Regions from separate parts of the Homo sapiens genome. Here region 1 is linked to region 2. A link is a loop called in an ENCODE intact Hi-C map of the cell type or tissue named here. Cell type or tissue: heart left ventricle. All regions are shown on one strand. Links, peaks and the distances in the headings refer to the core of each region. The heading gives the core; the rest is flanking DNA.

Region 1 (12,167 bases), core at 2,008-10,007, 940 kb before region 2:
CAGTCAATTTTGGAGGAGTGGGGATGGCTTTTTGGTAGTAAGCTCTATATAGTTCCATCTCAGCTTATGGAAAATAATTAGAACGGCAGTCATAATGTACACTTTTTAACTTCTTCATAACTTATTTTCTTTGTCTCTAAAACAGGCCAAATTATACTGTGCCACTTTGTGTTATATAATGAACGTGAAGTATTTGATTTATAATAACTACTTAAGAGACAACAAACCTTTTCCCTCACCGTCCTGCATAGCCATTCTATTCCTCAGAATATAGGCCATCATAAGACAATGGAATATGTCCCAAGAGACAGATTGGACTGAAATATGCCCCTATAACATATCTGTCTTTTGATTTAATTCTGTTTAAAATTAACAAAAGGGAGTCTGTTATAAAAGCTTCTTTTGAACAAAAAATGCAAATGTTATTTAATGAAAGCGATTATCGTTTAAAAAAACAAAAGAAAACAAAACAAAACAAAACCCTGCAACATGACACTCACTTCTCCCTTTAGGGATTCTTTGATATTCCTGTGGATAATTTGTATGCGGAGCCCGCAGTCCTGCAGTGGATTCGGGAAAACATTGCCGAGTGGAAGAACTGTATCATTGTTTCACCTGACGCAGGGGGAGCCAAAAGGTATCATGCAGGCTACACCTTGCAGATTTCTCCATCTGCTGATTGGTTTTTCCTTTTCCGATGTATTAGATAAGGAAGCATGCTGTAAATTACTTAAAGCTTTATTTTGCTAATGAGCAAGTAAGTAGACCGCAGGCTTCACTTCCAGAGCAGAAACCCATCATCTTTGTTAATATTTCGTCATTCAGGAAAGAAGAAAATACAGAGACACACATACACAATAGGTATATATTGGTTTATTTGTTTTCAGCAAAGGGTAGATGTGTTTGAGGTTTTTTTAAGTTATCGTTTTCTGATTATAAAAGTAATGAGCCTAATTGGAAAATAAGTCTTTTAATTAACAGCACTTGGAAATGGTAGCCAAAATAGAACAATTTTTTTTTAAAAGAAATCTCTGTACATAGAATACCAAGAAGGAAATATCTGAGACCAAGAAATAAAGCAGAGGCGGAAAGCCATGTCCAGGTGGCTTGGGGGATGGGCATCAGATCCAGCAAGAGCCTGGTGGCTTGGGTTTTAATACTCACCTGGAAACCCCCATAAAGAAGGGAGTTAAAGCCAGGCACGGTGATGTATGCCTGTAATCCTAGCACCTTGGGAAGCCGAGGCGGGAGAATCACTTGAGCCCAGGTGCTCCAGGCTGCAGAGAGCTATGATCACACCACTGCACTCCAGCCTGGGTAACAGAGTGAGACCCTGACTCTAAAAAAAAAAAAAAGAAGAAGAAGAAGAAGAGAAGAGGGCTGAAGGCCAGATTTCTAGCCAAAAGCCAGGGGGAAAGCCCATCTTTACCTCGGCCTTTGGTTTAGGGGAGGAAATAGTCACCTATGAGAAGTCAAACCACGAGCCTGTGCCACATTCAGATGTGGAGTGGAATGCACACGAAAATGTGCTCCAGGCTGCAGAGCCCCTGCAGAGGGAGAATTTCACAATCCTAGCTGCTCGGTGAGTGCTCCCTGCTCAACCTGACCCGATGCCTGATCCAAAGTTAGAAAACCAAGAGAACACAGTCCACGCAGGCCCAGCATGTGCAGACAACAGGGCAGCAGGCAGCCAATACTTGGGGATAAGATAATAATTACTGGACTATCAAATAAGTAAGTTTAAAAGGAAACTGAGGTGAAGGAGAGTTAACAACAACCTGGTCGTAACAGTACGGCAGTGATGAGGCACCCAGTGGTGTGAGAACGTGGTACTAAGTAGCACCTCTGAAGGGCTTCACAGAGATACTCGAGGCGTTAACAAGCAATCAGGGTACAGGGTGTTCAGAATCAAGGATGAGCACAATAAGAGAATGCTGCAAGCTGAGGCTTGGTGACCCAATGACCTTGTAGAGCTTTGCAGATGCTATCTGGGAAGAAAAAAAGCTGGGAAGGGAGTTTTATTGTGTAGGTAGAGACCTCCATAAGGGAGAAGTAGGAGAGACTTCTACCCCCCAGTCCAGTGAGGAAGCAAGGAAGCTCTAAATGTGCACTAATAGAGGAGTGATGAGAGTGACAAGTGATCAGCCTTTGGAATGTCTGACATCAAAAGCCTGTCCCTCATTTGGCACCCTCATCTGCCTGCAGCCCAGCTGAGGACCTAGGATCTAACACAAAAGCTTAGAAGTAGCCCAGAAAGTTGTCTTAACACTCTTGCAGGGAAACACAGGCCCTGATTCTTAGAAGAGCCTTGTTCATTCTGCTCAAAGCTGCCTTCCAACGGCTGCTGGGGTTCCCAGCACAGAAGAGAAGGAACGGACCATGCAGCTGGAGATCGGCCTCTGCCAGCAGCAGGAAGTGGCTGTGGCCAGGGAGGAGACACAAATATATAAAAGACGGGAGCAGAAAGTTAACTTGCAAAGACCCTAGGTGGGCAGTCACGGGGTGGAGGGCAGCGCTGTGTCACGTAGCCTATTACTGTACGGTGTGTAATGTTCACAAAAATGCCCTTGGCCAAGAATCAAGGTTGAATGACGCTGAGAGTCCTCTGCAAAAGATTGTGAGCAACATTTTGGAGTCATATCTACTAGAAATGCTTGCAGTTGACTTGGAAACTTCTGCAAGTCACATGGAATCTGCATTCAAATGAGGCAAATGCACTGGCCCAGTGGAAGGTTAGAGGCAAAGAATCCAGCCAAAGGGGTACAGGAGCGAGCGTCAGATGTAACTGGGTTATAATAACAGCTTTGTTACAATGTAATTCAAATACGTACAATTGGCCGGGTGTGGTGACTCACACTTGTAACCCCAGCACTTTGGGAGGCCAAGGCAGGTGGATCGCTTGAGGTCAGGAGTTCGAGACCAACCTGGCCAACAGGGTGAAACCCCGTCTCTGCTGAAAATACAAAAATTAGCTGGGCTTGGTGGTGCACGCCTGTAATTCCAGCTATTCAGGAAGCTGAGGCAGGAGAATCACTTGAACCTGGGAGGTGGAGGTTGCAGTGAGCCGAGATCACGCCACTGCACTCCAGCGTGGGTGACAGGGCGAGAGTCCGTCTCAAAAAAGAAAAAGAAAATACCAAAAAACTCCAAATACGTACAGTTTACCCATTTAAAGTGTACAGTTCAGCAGTGTTTTGCATATTCAGAGATTTGTGCAACCATCACTATCTAATTCCAGAGCATTTTTATCACCCCAAAAAGAAACCCTGTACCCATTAGCAGTCACTCCCCATTTACTTCCCCCCACCTTATCCCTGGCAGCCAGGAATCTACTTTCTATCTTTATGGGGTTATCTTTTGGAGACTTTGTATATCAATTGGTAGTATAGAACATGGCCTTTGTGTCTGGCAGATACCTTTGTAAACCAGAAAATGTTATTTTGGCAGCTACTCAGCCCAAAGAATAGTAGATTCCACAAATTTGTATGACCATCTTTCTTTCCTCCCCCAACCTTGTTTTTATATACATAGTCTAAGAATATCATACATGCTCTTAGCAGAAATTCAGACAGTACAAAAGTGTCCCATCCCTGTTCTTTAAATGCCACCGTTATTTCCAGTGTCAGAATTGTGTTATTTAAGCGTATATCTGCCTATTTATTTCACGCAAATGGCAATGCGATGTACACAGTTCTTCACTGTGCTTTTCTGAAAAACTCACTTGCTGTATCTTAACAATGATTCCATAGTCGTGTTGTGCAGCTGTGCAATATTCCCTTGTGTGCATGTACCACAGCTCCTGTGACCAGTCAGGCCCCCTCTTCCCCATTTGTAGGTGCCGTTGTTTGCACTCTTAAATGCAGTTGTGAAGCAATATCGTTGCTTTGACATTTTGTACACGTGTGCTAGTAGGATACGTTCCTAGAAGTGGAATTGCCGAGTCAAAAGGCATGAGCCATTTTAGGTTTGATGGGCAGTGCCAAAATATGGTCTTTTCCAAAAAATATACCAGTTGACATTCCATCATGTATGGATGCCAGTGACTTTCTACACAGCCTTGCTCACACAGTGGGTTATCAGGCAGTTTACTTCCAGATCAGGTAGGTGATCTATGGCATCCTCTTCCTGTGAGCTCTGGTTGCTGTGGGTGAGGGTAGTGCCCTCACCAGGGTATGTTGATTTTCCATGAGATGGGTCTCTATTCAAATCTTTTGCCTATTGTTCTCTTGGCTGGGACGTTTCTTGTGGATTGTCTACAGTTTTGCATAGACGAGATCACAGCTGTTTCTCATGTGTGTTGCAAATATTTCTCCAAGTTTTTTCATTTCTTCTCCTATTTTGTATTTTTATTCTCTGCAGGACTTTAAAAACCTTCTTACGTAGTCAGGTTTATTTTTTCTTCACATTATGGCTTCTGAGTTTATGTAGGAGTCATCCTTCTCTTAAAATTTGTCTTCTCCCATGATTCTGTATATTTTTTTCTTTTTTAATGTCCCAAGTTTACTTCCATCTGAAATTTATTTTGGAATAAAGAATGAAATAAGAATCCAGCCCCCCCACCCCCGACTCTACTGTCTAGTTTTTCCAAAACTATTTATTAAATAATCCACCTCTATTGATTTGAAATGGCATCTTTCATCATATACAGAGTTCCCCATTTCAAATAGATAGCTATTTGCCAACTCCTACTTTTAAAAAAATGCAGAATAAAGTAAACAGAATAAATGGCTGGGGTTGAGATGCTGTTTTGTTTTGTTGAGACCTCCTTTCAAGCAGTCTGCACTCAATCACCCCTGCTCCCTCTGCCAGGAAAATCAAGCTTTTTAGGGAAGTACATTTCAGAATTTTTGTCACCTCCTTTCTCTTTTCCAAGTGTTTCTGCTACACATTATTGTCATCCTCATATTCTAGCCCCCAACTGACAGTCTCCTCAGAACAGCCTTGCGGGTAATACATGACATATGCAGTTGACATTATCTGTGACTTCTTTGCTTGATGCAAAAGGTCATAGTTAGCAAAATAAAATACTGTAAATTTCTGTCTGACCAATTGGAGCTTGTTGCTTTAGAAAAAGCTTTGAAGCTTGACTCGTTCCGGGTAAAACTGAATGTTGCCACAGGAGGTCACTCTTGGGTAGGCTTTGTAGCTTGGTTGGGTTGACCACGGAAAGAAAATTAAACCTAAGAAACCTACCTACCACTGCTGAGATAGCAAGTGTCAACCTAAAAGTGGTATGGGAAGAGGGTAAAACTAGATAACTCAGATTTAACTTTTTTTCTGATTACATAATCTTTGAAGATGCTCTATAGGAAATTTGGAAAGTAGAAAGAAGAAAATCTTAACACTTTATATCTCAACCAGTGATGCCACTATGAATAATTTGGTGTACTATGTATCTGTCTCTCCTGGGGGAGCTGATATGGCACATGCACCCACAGAGAAAAGATTGTAAATATGTGCCCAGAAGAAATCCAAAACTGTATGTATATAATTTTCGTTCTGCCTTTTTCTGCCTAAGATTTCAGTGTGGTATGTTGTGTCAACATCATTTGTTAGGAGTATGTATTAGGTCTCCATGATATACAAGGAAAAGAAGAGTTACCTATAGCTTTTTCAGGAAATCATAGCGTTCTAACAACCCAGGAAGCTGTTTGCAGGGGTATTTTCTCTTATCTTCTTCTTCTGACATTACCATTGGATACCTTTTAGTGGCTAGGGCTCCCCACTCAAGTGAGATGTCTGTGTCCCCCACTGCCAAGAACCACAGAGCTCACCTTCTTTCCCAGTCCCACTTCCATGCCTACCCTGCTGTCTGCTTGTGAGCAGGCTCGTGAGAACAGGCGCCACCTGGCAGAGAGATGAAAACAGGTTCTGCTTTAACTTCTCCGGTATAGAACTTCCACCACAAAGGGCAGTGCTTCCCAGTGCTGGGCTGTGGATTGGTATCCTGTCATGCCCAAATCTGCCTAGTCGTTACCAAATAAGCAGACGGTAATGTATGTGGACATTTTGTGCGAGGTGTTCATGTGTCTTGGGAAAACCTGTCTCATGTTCCCAGAAAGTAGCTTTCCTTACCTGGAGTTTGAGTGGCTTTTATGACATTGGCATGTAGATAATAGAACTGTACGTGTTTTTTTGTTTGTTTGTTTTTTGAGATGGAGTCTCGCTCAGTCGCCCAGGCTGGAGTGCAATGGCGTGATCTTGGCTCACTGCAACCTCCACCTCCCGGGATCAAGCGATTCTCCCGCCTCAGCCTCCCAAGTAGCTGGGGTTACAGGCAGCCACCATCATGCCCGGCTACTTTTTGTATTTTTGTAGAGATGGAGTTTCACCATGTTGGCCAGGCTCATCTTGAACTCCTAACCTCAGGTGATCCACCCACCTCGGCCTCCCAAAGTGCTGGGATTACAGCTGTGAGCCACCGTGCCTGGCTGAACTGTAGGTGTTTTAAGGTGATGATGGAGCAAAATTTTTGTTGGCCTTTAAATTAATTTTTTTAATTAAATCTTTAAGTAAGGAAACTGTTGACAGCTAGACAAGTTTACAAACAAAGGGTATCTGCTAGGGCTACTGTGGTTTTGGTTGCATCCTGAAGAATGAGTGTTTTAAGGGTAGGATGAGTGTTCTAAGGGTAGGAGAAACATGGACCTCAATATAGTAATGATTCCCTTTGCTTCAAGGACGTTGATGTCTTATTCTCTTATCTCACAGTCTCTGTGTTTAACTGGAAAGTTTGGTCCCTTTTCTTTTATGATAATTGACATAGTTGGATTTATGACCACCACCTTACTATGTGGTTTTTTTGTTTTTGAGACAGAGTCTTGCTCTGTTGCCCAGGCTGGAGTGTAGTGGCGCGATCACAGCTCACTGCAGCCCCCGATCTCCCAGGCTCAAGTAATCCTGCCACCTTAGCCTCCCAAGTAGCTGGAACTAAAGGCGCATGCCACCATGCCTGGCTAATTTTTGTATTTTTTGTAGAGATGGGGTTTTACTATGTTGCCCAGGCTGGTCTCCAATTCCTGGGCTCAAGTGATCTGCCTGCCTCGGCCTCCCAAAATGCTGGGATTATAGGTGTGAGCCACCATGCTTAGCTACTATATGCTTTAGTTTTTCCTTCTCCACAAAGTAGACATTATTATTATTTTGGTTTTGTACAATCAACATTTGTTTAGATTTGTCCACATATTGATCAATATCTTTGCTTACCTTTCTCTGCCCCTGCCCCTCACCACATCTCAATGTATCTGTGGTGATTTTCCTTTTGCTTAAGTTGCATTCTTTAAGTGGTTATATGTTAGAAATAAATTCTCAGGTTGTATAGTTTGGCTGAAACTATCTTTATTTTGCTCTCCTTCTGGAAAGGCAGTTTTGCTGAGTATAGACTCCTAGCCTGAGAGTTATTTTCTCATATCACATTGAAGATATGACTCCATAACTTCTGGCTTCCATTGGGGAAGTTGAGGACTTGGCCATCCTTACTAGGTGACTTGTCTTTATTCTTTGTCTCTTTTAAGCTTTCTTGGTCTTCTATAGTTTTGTTAAGATTGTTTGGGAATTCATTTGTTGGGTTTATTGGATCCGAGGATCCTCAGATCCAATAAACCCAACAAATCATCAGGAAACAGTTGTCAGAAGACATCATTGGTCCTGTGTTTCCTACGGAAATAAAAAACAATAAATATTGCACTGAATGTTTGTGGTTTGGTGTCCCTGAATAATAAAGAAGGAACATATTTGCAAAAAGTTGCATAGGGTTTTTTTATGCAGAATTTTGTCAGAAGACAGTGGTGCTGCCATGTTTTTCTTTGAGTGCAAATGTACATTGCTAAGATTTTTTTAAGATGGCATGTGCTTTGAAAAGAGGATATTGCATTTTTAAGAGTTTAAAAATCTTATGAGTGAGAAATATTAAAAAATCTTATTTTCCCCTCTTTACAAGAAATAAAAGATGTTCCTCATAAAAAAAAAAAAAAAAAAAAAGGAAATATTAGCCGAATAGGTTATACAGAGTTACCATATGACCCAGCAATTCCACTCTGAGGTATATTCCCCAAAGACTTGAAGACAGGGACTCAAACAGATACTTATACACCAGTGTTCATAGCGGCAGTATTCAGTATAGCCAAAAGGTGGAACCAACCTGAGTGGCCATGAACAGATGAATGGATGAACGCAATGCGCTGTATCCACCCAATGGAATGTTATTCAGACTTAAAGAGAGATGAAGTACTCATCTATGCAGCCGTGTGGATGGACTATGAACAGTTTATGCTAATTGAAAGAGGCCAGACACAAAAATGCACGTATTTTATGATTCCATTTATACAAAAAGTTCAGAATAGAGACAGAAAATAGATTCATGCTTGGCAGGGCCTGGGGGGAGGGGAGAATAGGGAGTGCCTGCTTAAGGGGTGTGGGGTTTCCTTTTGATATCATGAAATGTTCTGGAACTAGACAGAGATAATAGTTGTGCAATGTTGTGAATGTACTTGATGCCATTGAATTAATACACTTTAAAATGGCTCCAAGGATAAATTCTGTGTTATGTATATTTTACCACAATTGAAAAGAAACACTGGCTGGGCACAGTGGCTCATGTCCGTAATCCCAGCACTTTGGGAAGCTGAGGTGGGCGGATCACCTGAGGTCAGGAGTTCGAGACCAGCCTGGCCAACATGGAGAAACCCTGTCTCTACTAAAAATACAAAATTAGCCAGGAGTGGTGGTGCATGCCTATCACCCCAGCTACTCAGGAGGCCGAGGCAGGAGAATCACTTGAACCCAGGAGGCAGAGGTTGCAGTGAGCCGAGATTGTGCCATTGCACTCCAGCCTGGTCAACAAGAGTGAAACTGTCTCAAAAAAAAAAAAAAAAAAGAAAAGAAAAGAAACACTGGTTGTGTTGTGAAAATCCTCAGAAATAGGGAGGGGAGCCTGGAGCACCTAACTGCCCTTCCCACTGCCTTCTCAGCCCCAGAGAGTGTCCCCTCTGTCCTTCATCAGAGCACGCGAGGAGCTCCATTCCTGGTCGTCATCTGAGGATGACACAATGAGTAGGACTAGGACTTTAAAACTAGTGTGTGGAGGTTATATCCTCCATGTACTGCGTCTTAAGTTGGGCCATGTGTGTATTGGTCCCCAAAGCATTTTTTCAGCTAAATTGCATAATGACTGTTATTTTAAAAACTGGAAAAGGAAAATCTTAATGTTACATTATACCTGTGGCATTGTCTTGAAATAAGTTTCACCATTTAAATCCACTCTTCACAGGAAAATCTGAAATGCCCCAGGCTCACCAGCAAGCGAGGCCTGCCCACTTTCTCTTCCTGTTGGCAGCTCAGCTCCTCCTGAGCTAGTGATTTTTTTTTTTAAAGAGATGGGATCTTGCTATGTTGTCCAGGCTGTATTCGAACTCAGACGCAAGCCATCCTTCTACCTGCGACTCCTGAGTAGCTGGGCCTACAGGCACGATGCCATGCCTGGCACCATTGATGTCTGAGCATTTGCCTTAGATGAGCAGAGGAGCTGGACTCACAGTTTAAAGTCTCCTTAGACCTTGAATGCAATGAAGCCCATCCTGACTAGCCTACATATTAGATGGCTGTATTAACCAGGACTTTTGTCCCCACTATCTGTGCCACAAACTGGGCAAATAGTAGTTCCTAAATAACTTACTTTAAGTTGTACCTGTCATGGTTTTAAAATGCTACCCACAAATACTAACAAACTGAATATCAAATTCTTACCCAGTAGTTCTATCCAGTGGCCAGGGTGCCCTGACGGTCATTCCTAGCTGCCCCAATTGCAAGGTCCGCCATTAGCACATTTCTCCCTGTGGATTGCTAAGTGCCTGCCCCAGACCATGCCTGGGCTGATCAAGAGAGGCCTGATTCTTGCATCATCTCTCGGGTGTGGTTGCCTGCTACATTCCCAAAATACAACTTTAAAGGCGAGATCTCTAGTTGACTGTATGAACATGTTCATTTGTGCCTTTGCCAGGGTTACATCAATTGCAGACAGGTTGAATGTGGAATTTGCTTTGATCCACAAAGAGAGGAAGAAGGCGAATGAAGTGGACCGGATGGTCCTGGTGGGCGACGTGAAGGACCGTGTGGCCATCCTCGTGGATGACATGGCTGACACTTGCGGCACCATCTGCCATGCTGCGGACAAGTACGCAGGGCGGTGGGGAAAGCGTTAGGACTTCTCACTAGGAAAGGGAAACACATCAGCTTTTAGAAATTGGGCTCTTTTTTCCTGATTATTGCCGGTCTTGGCAGTGGAGTTTTAGACCAAAGGAGATTCTAGGCCCTTTTATCTTTATACTTCTTTCTCTGGTAGAAAAGAAAGCACGGGCCTTTTCGTTTTCCAGGGTGAGCTTGTAGTGTACCTGGAAAAAGGTCAAAGAAGGTGCTTCCCTTTGCACTGAGCACGACAGGAAAGATGGTTTTTCGGGCTTCTTCAGGCCCTAGCTTCCTTCCATTTGGCTTTCGTGCCAGCCTTCTCAGCCACATGGGTGTCTGGAGGATTTGTAGAGCTGCTGCCCAGTATGGAAGCCCCCACCCAGCCACACGTGGCCGTGGAGCTCTTGGAATATGGCCAGTCTGACTTGAGATGTGCTGAGAGTATAAAAAGGCCACTAGGTTTTGGAGACTTAATATGAAACAATGAATATATATCTCATTTACATATATGTTTTTATGTTGATTACACATCAAAACAATGATGTTTGGCTATATTGGTTTAAACAGGTGGTTCTCAACCAGGAGTGATTTTGCTCCCTGGGAGACATGTGGCAATGTCTAGAGACATTTTTTGTTGTCACGGCTGAGGGGTGGGTTGTCGTTAGTGGGTAGAGGCCAGGGATGCTGTTGAATTTTCCCATAATGCGTAGGACAGCCCCCGTGACAAAGAATTATCCTGGCTCAAGTGCCAAGGTTGATAGTCCCCGATTTAATGGAATACAAAGTGTTTTGCTCATGCTTGAGTGATCCTATCTTAGGTTAATAAATGTGAGTGAAATTTGTTGCATTTTTCTTTTACGGAGCACACTTTGTGCTTTTACCATTCATACTAGGGGAGAGTATTCCAAGAATATTTGCATACCCTTAATTTTTATCTTCTGCTGTTCTACAGGCTGCTGTCAGCTGGAGCCACCAAAGTGTATGCTATCCTTACCCATGGGATCTTCTCTGGACCAGCTATTTCCAGAATAAATAATGCCGCCTTTGAGGCTGTTGTCGTCACAAACACAATTCCGCAAGAGGACAAAATGAAACACTGCACCAAGATTCAGGTACTGTCTATACACCAAAGGCAGCCAAGCAGCCAGGCACCTACTTTAGATCCTTAAAAATAGCATCATGTCTTGTGTGTGTGTGGCTCCTTGCTAAGGCACATGCTTGGCAGAGGCGGCAGCTTCTCATGACGGCAGGATATAAATCATATTAGATCCCTGAAAAAGGCCAGGACCAGCAGAGGTCAACGTTCGCTATTTAGAAATAGAGAGTGAAGAAAATCACAATGGAAAAACAGTCAGAAACGGGTTGTGCTAAAGCTAAACTTAGAATTATCATATGATCCAATAATTCCACCCCTAGGTATATGCCCCCCAAATTTGGAAACATATTCAAACAGAAACTTGTACAGACATGTTCATAGCAGCACTATTCACAATAACCAAAAGGTAGAACCACCCAATGGCCATCAACGGACAAACAGATGGCCAAAGTGTGCTCTGTCGCTACGATGGAATACTATTCAGCCTTTAAAGGGAAAGAAATCCTGACACATGCTACAGCATGGATGAACCTTGAAAACATCGTGCTAAGTGAAAAAAGCCAGATGCAAAAGGAGGAATATTGTGTTTCCGCTTCTAGGAGGTACCTGAGATTGGAAAATTCATAGAGACAAAGTAGAATGGTGCCTATCAGGGTCTGGGGGTGGGGGGGGCAGTGGGGCGTTATCTATCATTTAATGACTATATAGTTTTTGTTTGGGATGATGAAAACAGTTTGGAAATAAACAATGGTGATAGTTTCACACATTAGGAATGTAATTAATGCCAATAAATTGTATACTTAAAAATGGTTAAAATGGCAAATTTGATGTTATATATGTAAATTTTCAACTGATAAGAACAGACACTATACTTGATCTTAGCCAGATA
Region 2 (8,000 bases), core at 1-8,000:
GAGATAGCAAAAATTAAAATGGAAGCAAAAAAAAAGTATGAAAAGGAGTTAACCATGTTCCAGAATGATTTTGAAAAAGCTTGTCAAGCAAAATCTGAAGCTCTCGTTCTTCGGGAAAAGAGTACCCTTGAAAGAATTCACAAGCACCAAGAGGTGGTATTTACAAATATTTTATGGGTGGCTATTTCCTGCAGCTATTAGTAGGTTGGCTCGAGATCCAGCAACAGGATGGTACAGTTGATGGAACAAGGCCCCAGAAGAGCAATAGGGACTGGGGCCAAGAGTGCAAATAGAAGGATGGTCCTTGAAAAGGATACACAAATTTGCTTCCTCTGAGACTGATGGAAAGGCGAGAACTGTGGAGGTGAACAATCAAGTTGGGATTATGAGAAACACACCCTAAATAAGCTCCATCTCCTCAGGCAGATTAGAGGGTTAGATCTTGGGTTTTAGGAGCAGATTGGAGGTGCAGAGTAGTTCCTGTGGGTAAGGGAAGAACAGCCCTTTAAAGCAGAGAGGACTGATCACCTGTATTGAGGGCTCAGCTGTGGTTGGGGGAGCCTGGAATTGAGAGAGGTCAAACCAGGTGCTTGTAAGTGAGTTTTCTGTTCTAGTTCTGGGGAGGATTTGTAAGTATCTCTCTGTCCCTTTCAGTGAGGGTGGAAAGATGGAGATGCTTGGGAAGTAGAGCTTTTCAGAGCCTTATTTGACTAGAGAAAGGCAGCCTACTTAATCGAAGATTCTGGGGCTCTCTTGGGTAGTGAAGGGAAGCAGAGGAGAGGGCAGGTGGCTGCTAACCTAGGGGGAAAGGAAGGGTTGAGTGGCAGTCTCAGTGATCAAGGACTCGATCTGGATAGACTGGTAGGTGGAAGAATGAGGATGGTCCAAGATTACAGAATTGCAGGATGAGGTTTCAGGTGGAGACTAGAAACCAAATGCAGTATGCTGCCATTGGAGAGAGCCATGGAAATGAGCAAGGGTGAAGGTCCCTGGGGTAAAGGAGTCACCACAAGGGTCATCCATGTGACCATTTGATCTTGTCACCCCAGAAAGTAACTGGACAGGAGACAGAGAGGGTGAGGAGTGAGAGGGAGTCCATGTTGGCAAGCAGGATTGGATCTACTCCTTTAAATCATATTCCTTTCCCAAGGGCGTGTCTTAGACCAAACTAGATTTACAGCACTATTTCCAACATACATCCAGAACTACTGCTGTCAGATGTTGAAAGTAGGAATGCTTCCCCCTAGTGTCCACTCTCGCCTGGGGCTTCTCAATAAGACCTAGTTGTTTAATGCTAAGGGCACCCCCTCTAAAATTTTGTATAGCATTTCTGGGAATTGGGTTTGCTTCAGCTATAAAAATGAATGTCAGAAGCACATATCTTTGAGATGATTGGATTGTGTTTAGACTAATAACTTCAACCTTCAAGATAGGTGACTGACTAGATCCCTGTTTATTTATCTGATCATCTGAAGGCTTTGAAGAAGATTGTCATCCTCATAAGAAGCACCATGTCTTTATTCCCTCACCTGGACTGTCCATCCCCTTCTCTCCCTGATAAAAACCATAGTGTCTTTCAAGACCCAGCTTGGATGTCACCTGGGTGATGCCGTCCCTGACTCCCACTGAGCGACCCATTTAGGCCTCATTCCTGCATCAGTCTTTATGTACTTCAGTTACAAAATCATCACATCTTAGTGTGATTGTTTCTCACTCCCTGACTAAATTGTGAGGTCTTTAGAGATGAGGACTATATCTGTCTACCTTTTTATATCCAGTTCCCAGTATGCTGCTTGACATGTCATAGGTAGTTAGTAAATTCTTTCTCTGTGAACACACAAATGGAAGGATGGCCCATTCTTTTAGGAGTTCATATGAGCTTGCTAACTCTGAGTCAGAATGACCCGTGAACTGAAACATTCAGACGACACCACCACTAAAAACCATGGGGATTCAATTCTTTTGGAGTTTTACTGCTGAATGTACATTTTGCTTAATTTTTCTTTCTGGGGAACTTGCCAAAATTTAGGTAAGGGCGCCAGGTGTGGTGGCTCATGCTTGTAGTCCCAGCACCTTGGGAAGCCAAGGCAGGCATATCGCTTGAGTCCAGAAGTTCGACACCAGCCTGGGCAGCATGGCAAAACCCCATCTCTACAAAAATACAAAAAATCAGCCGGACTTGGTGGCGTGTGCCTGTAGTGCCTGCAGCTACTCGGTAGGCTGGGGTGGGAGGACCCCTTGAGCTTGGGAGGTGGAGGTTGCAGTGAGCCAAGATCACCCCACTGCACTCCAGCCTGTGTGACAGAGTGAGACCCTGTCTCAAAAAAAAAAAAAAAAAAATTTTTTTAGATAAGGGACTGAGAGATGTTAAAGAACTAAATAGCATAAATTTCACATGGCATGTTAGGACTGTAGGGTAATGGTAGTTTAACAGTCATTGGGGGAGTAAATTTTTATGCAACTAGAATACGCAAAAAGTATACCTTGAGTCGGAATCTCTTGAAGGTGAAATTGTTATCCTAAATGTCTGTACTTTGCTTTTTGGAATGTAGGAAGCAGTATATTCATTCAAATCTGTTTTGCTTTCATTAGCTTGCTTGCTAAAAATTAATGCTTTTCTATACAGATTGAAACAAAAGAAATTTATGCTCAAAGGCAACTTTTACTAAAAGATATGGATTTGCTAAGAGGAAGAGAAGCAGAGCTGAAGCAAAGAGTTGAAGCTTTTGAATTGTAAGTAATGCATGTTCATTTTGGATATTCAGAATGATGAGATTAAAAAGAATTACTAAATATATATCTAAATATTCTAATGTTCATTGCCAAGTAGAGTTCTTATTTGTAAAGGGGATATCACCTAGAAGGTACAAATTAAGAGGAACAAACACTAGGGTTTTGTTTTTGAAATATTAAACATTAAGATGAAAAGACGAATGAGATGCTATCATCAGGCTACAGTAAGACCAGACAGATTATTTGGAGAAGCTGTTAATACTGGAACAGATCGTATGTTTTGCAGTTACATTCAGTCCCTCAGATCTGATAGTTCCGTGTGTGTATGTATAGTAACTGAATTCCATATATCCAGGCCTGCAGCTTTTACCAGCTGTGTGCTCAGAAAAGGAAGTATGGTGGTCCAACTTGACTTGTACTTGGTGAAACCATTTCTTTGTTACTCACTGTTTCTAAGTGCTCACAAATGTTTCATCCTTGAGATCTTACCTGGGATTGATGGCAAGTTCACCTGTCTATAGTTTGTGCAATAAGCCTTCTCTTCCTTTGGGAATCTGCTATTGACACCCATAGATACTCCAGGAATCTTAGTTCATTAAAGAATTTGGCTCCATTAATGTTTTTTTCTCACTTCTATAGGCTTGATTTGTTTGATTTCAACTCTCTGTCTACCTTACTCTCTTTTTGGCAATAATGAAAAGGTAAATTGATCAAGAGAGAGGAAATAGGCACAAAATTGGGGCAGAGAGAGTTCATCATTCCTTTACCTCCATTTTCTCTACTCTTGTTCCCTCCTTCTCAGCATATAAACTAAATAAATGTAGTTTACCTCTCCATGGCTTTCCAGATTACCAGCAGAGGGAGCTAATACCTAGAGCCTTTACCTGTTCTTAGACTAGTCAGCATTTTGTAGCACTTCTCAGGATGGCTGGATCTCACCACCCATGAACCTACCTCCCTGGCTAAGGAGTTGGTGCTATGGTTGATTTAAAGTCTCACTATGAAGACCATTCTATTCTTCAGTATTTGGAAGCCCTGATTGATCCATCTATCTTTTGCCCTCTCTTTTGGTACTTTTTTCAATATTCAATCAATAGGGTTTTTTGTTTGTTTTGTTTTGTTTTTAAGACACAGTGTCTCTCTGTATTGCCCAGGCTGGTCTCAAACACTTGGGCTCAAGCAATCCTCCTGCCTCAGCCTTCTGAAAAGCTGGGATTATAGGTGCGGGCCACCACACTTGGCTAAAGCTGATTGGTTATTAAATGACAAAAACACATATTGTACCTTGAATATGTATGGACTAATTAATTAAATCCCACAGTTAGAAACAGCATTATAGAAGATTTAAGCACATAAGTACACTTATTTGTTACTTTGTAACTAATAATATCATTATTTCATCCCAGGATTGATTTTGGCTATTTATCACCTATAACCATTGTTTGAGTGTTTATTTTCAGTGAGAAACCACTTCCCTCTTGAGACTCTCCCACTCCCCTCAGCCCAAAGCACAGTCAATTCTGCTAGTTTCAATATGCTGTAACTAGGTCAGTTCATAAAATACACTGAGGACTTCTGGCTCTTTCCTTCTACTTCCCAGTAGTGATATCATGTAGCAGTTTTAGTCTGTGGAACTAGACACATGTGATTTTTTCCTAAATTTGTTAGCTCAGCTATGGTAGTTTATTTACTTTTTATATTTTTGTTAATTTCAGGAACCAGAAGCTCCAGGAAGAAAAACATAAAAGCATAACTGAGGCACTTAGGAGACAGGAGCAGAATATAAAGAGTTTTGAGGAGACCTATGACCGAAAGCTCAAGAATGAACTTCTAAAGTAATTGTTTAGCATTTTTAAATAACTAATATGTTTAAATTAAATTGGTAGAAACATAACAAAAACTGACAAAGTAGTCTGTAACTTAGGCAAACTTTAGTGTTTGAAAAAAAAAAAACATAGTTTTATCGATACAGTCAATCCTTTCCTGCATTTGAGTTAGGATAGTTTTTAAAAGATAAGGGCCGGGTGTGGTGGCTCATGCCTATAATCCCAGCACTCTGGGAGGCTGAGGTGGGCGGATCACCTGAGGTCAGGAGTGCAAGACCAGCCTAGCCAACATGGTGAAACCCCATCTCTACTAAAAATACAAAAATTAGCTGGGTGTGGTGGTGGGCACTTGTAATCCCAGCTACTGGGGAGGCTGAGGCAGGAGAATCACTTGAACCCGGGAGGCAGACGTTGCAGTGAACTGAAGTTGTGCTACTGCACTCTACTAGCCTGCGTGACAGTGACAATCCATCTCAAAAATTAACAACAATAAAAAAATACAGAGAAGCACATCCTCTGCGCTTCTTATGGCTTCTCTAACGTTTATTGTGGGCTGTGATTTGCTTTAATTTTCAGGACACCTTGTGACTTGCTTAGCTTGCATAGTTGATAAGCTGTAAAATTGGAATTATAACCACTTTTAGTTATCTTTTCCTCTACCTCACTCATACAGTCAGAAGGATGGGGTTATCTGACAATATATAAATTATACTAGTGGTCATAGTATTTGTCAGTGAACATGTGCCTTGTATTCCTTCAAGATTCAGCAAAGCCAGAATCAAAAGAGCTAAAATTAACTATGTGAGGCAAAAAGTGATATAGGGAAAGGAAAATATGGACAACTATGGTAACTTTGGCTTTTCTGTAGTCTGAGTTTTGTGTATCAGTGAATAATATCTCAGTGCTACGACATTATGCCCATGTGGTAACATTTCTCTTCAGTGTGTGGGAAAGCATCTGGCACATAAAAAGTGCTCAGTTAATATTTGTTGTAAATGTGTCACGAGGAAATGATTCAACTCAGGTGCTCTGGGCATTTCTTATTTGGCCTCTTTTATTGCCTTTCTCATAATTTGTCATCGATATTCCATTACATAATATTGCAAAGGTTTCTTGAGGTAATCCTTTAAACAAATCCTATTTTTAAAAAATATGGCAGCTTTTTTATCTATTGATTTTGAAATGATGTATTTTACCCACATCTTCTATGTCAGTTTCTATACTAAAATAGCTAAAATGGAAGTGTCTGTAGTTGCTGAATTTTTAGGAATAAATGAATTAAAGTATGTGTGTTAATTTTACATAGTTATGGAGCTAGTGAACTATTTGGTGTCATTGTGACAGCTTCCACAGGCTGCATGGTGTCTGCCTGGCTTTGGGAATCCTCATATGACTTTGGCAGGTGTTGGAGTTTGGAGGCTCTTCGCCACAGGAGTGCTTCTATTTCCTTTTGGAACCAAAAGGGCAGCTGGTAACAGCTGGGAAAGGGAAGTGAAACTGTGAAAATGTGCCTTTTGGTATTGCTAATCCGGATATAATGCTCTTGGCAGTTGGCTCTCAGGACTGTGCTTAGTCCCTGAGCACAAAAGTTCTTACCTTGGTTGGGGGTGGGCAGATGGTACAGGTGGATTGGAAGTGACCGTCTGATTATCATTTGGGATTGAGTCTGTTGTGTGCTGTGTAAATTTAATTTACCCCTTTGCTCTTTGTGTCAGTTGAGACCAACTGAAAAGTGATTGCTTTCAGTAAGTAACCTTATGATAACACGACGCTTCATTTTGTGTGATTGAGTTTTGGGACCCAGTTTATAGGATCAAGGAAGGGTTTTACTGGGCATTTTATGTTCAGGGGTTATATCCCTGGCTTTAGTATTGAGGACTTTGAAGTTTACAAGTTGTCATGTTTAGCACCCTCAGGTGCTCCTGTGCCATAGATAAGCTCCTGCACTGATAACAGTCTTTCCAGAAAAATGCCTGAGGAGCTCATATTTAGTCATTCTGATTCTCAGGTATCAACTTGAACTGAAGGATGACTACATCATTAGAACTAATCGACTGATTGAAGATGAAAGGAAGAATAAAGGTGATGTTTGGGGGGAAAATAAGCTGTATTTTTCAGTTCTGCTGTAGGTTATTAGCTTCCCAAGTTGGGTCTTTTCTATATTCTAAAAAATACAGCTTACACTTCATTGTTCATACAAAATTACACATTTTTTGTAATTTTAATTTTATAAATTAAAAATCATGGTCTTCACTGCCTTTTGAGGAACCTTCATGTTTAATAGTTTGTATATTCACAAAGGCCAGTGATTTATCATGGATATTTTATCCAACTTTATTTCATATATTTTGATAAATCTGCAATTGTCAGGAACGTAGCAGCAACTTATTGCTGTCAAGTACGTATTACTCCTAACCATGAGAGACTTTATTTTTCACTTACGGAAAACTTTTAACTTCTCTGTCCTCTGTGACCTAGTTTCTTATTTCTTTTGCTTCTAATATATTTTTATGCTTTATAATATTTTTACTTGATGTATAACCTTCTGAACTCTTGTGTACATTGGCCTGAGACTATGGAAGTTGAATAATTTTTCAATCTTCAGATGTTTTACATTTCAGTGTATTTTTTTTTTTTTTTGAGACGGAGTCTCGCTCTGTCACCTAGGCTGGAGTGCAGTGGTGCGATCTCGGCTCACTACAAGCTCCACCTCCCAGGTTCACGCCATTCTTCCACCTCAGCCTCCCCAGTAGCTGGGACTACAGGCACCCACCAACACGCCCGGCTAATTTTTTGTATTTTTAGTAGAGGCGGGGTCTCAGCGTGTTAGCCAGGATGATCTCGATCTCCTGACCTCGTGATCCGCCCGCCTCGGCCTCCCAAAGTGCTGGGATTACAGGCGTGAGCCACCACGCCCGACCCATTTCAATGTATTTCTAGGAAATTGCTGTAACAAGAAGTTGAAGTTTTGGTGGAAATTTCAAGTAGATTCCTGGGAGGAAACCAGGGTTAGATAGTTGATGTTGACCAGATACCCAATGTGTGGCTACTGTCTTTTTTTTTTTTTTTTTTTAAGAGACGGAGTCTTGCTCTGTTGCCCAGGCTGGAGTACAGTGGCACAATCTCAGCTCACTGCAACCTCTGCCTCCTGGGTTCAAGTGATTCTTGTGCCTCAGCCTCCCAAGTAGCTGGGACTACAGGTGTGCGCCACCATGCCTGGCTAATTTTTGTAGAGAGAGAGTTTCACCATGTTGGCCAGGCTGGTCTCGAACTCGTGACCTCAGGTGGTCCGCCTGACTTGGCCTCCCAAAGTGCTGGGATTACAGGCGTGAGCCACTGTGCCCAGCCCCTTTTACTATCTTGTGGAGACTAATACTTCTTTTATGCATTAATACCATTACGTATGTAACAAATTATGGTTTGATGATATATCTACATAGA

Evidence for each region. A loop is a pair of places that touch in the nucleus more often than their neighbours do. Peaks named below come from ENCODE experiments on the same cell type or tissue, not always from the same donor. Only the 100,000 strongest peaks of a DNase experiment are listed, where the experiment ranks them.
Region 1: it touches region 2 in a loop (6-fold over the local background); 2 of 110 quality-filtered maps call a loop at or near these places.

The regions. Positions count from the first base shown.
Region 1 is chrX:12,809,510-12,821,676 of GRCh38, forward strand. PRPS2 (phosphoribosyl pyrophosphate synthetase 2) reads left to right here. Exons shown (of 7, transcript NM_002765.5): 4 at 513-637; 5 at 9,998-10,171; 6 at 11,135-11,294. Among named protein-coding and RNA genes, the nearest start is that of PRPS2, 24 kb to the left of the region's middle. RefSeq lists an enhancer at 10,298-11,497. In heart left ventricle, for the core only: a CTCF peak has its summit at 5,108 (motif pointing right); no DNase peak of the experiment used is centred there.
Region 2 is chrX:13,746,801-13,754,800 of GRCh38, forward strand. It overlaps OFD1 (OFD1 centriole and centriolar satellite protein), which reads left to right. Exons shown (of 23, transcript NM_003611.3): 8 at 1-153; 9 at 2,627-2,733; 10 at 4,449-4,568; 11 at 6,568-6,641. Among named protein-coding and RNA genes, the nearest start is that of OFD1, 16 kb to the left of the region's middle. In heart left ventricle, for the core only: CTCF peaks have their summits at 1,238 (motif pointing left), 1,440 and 3,575 (motif pointing right); no DNase peak of the experiment used is centred there.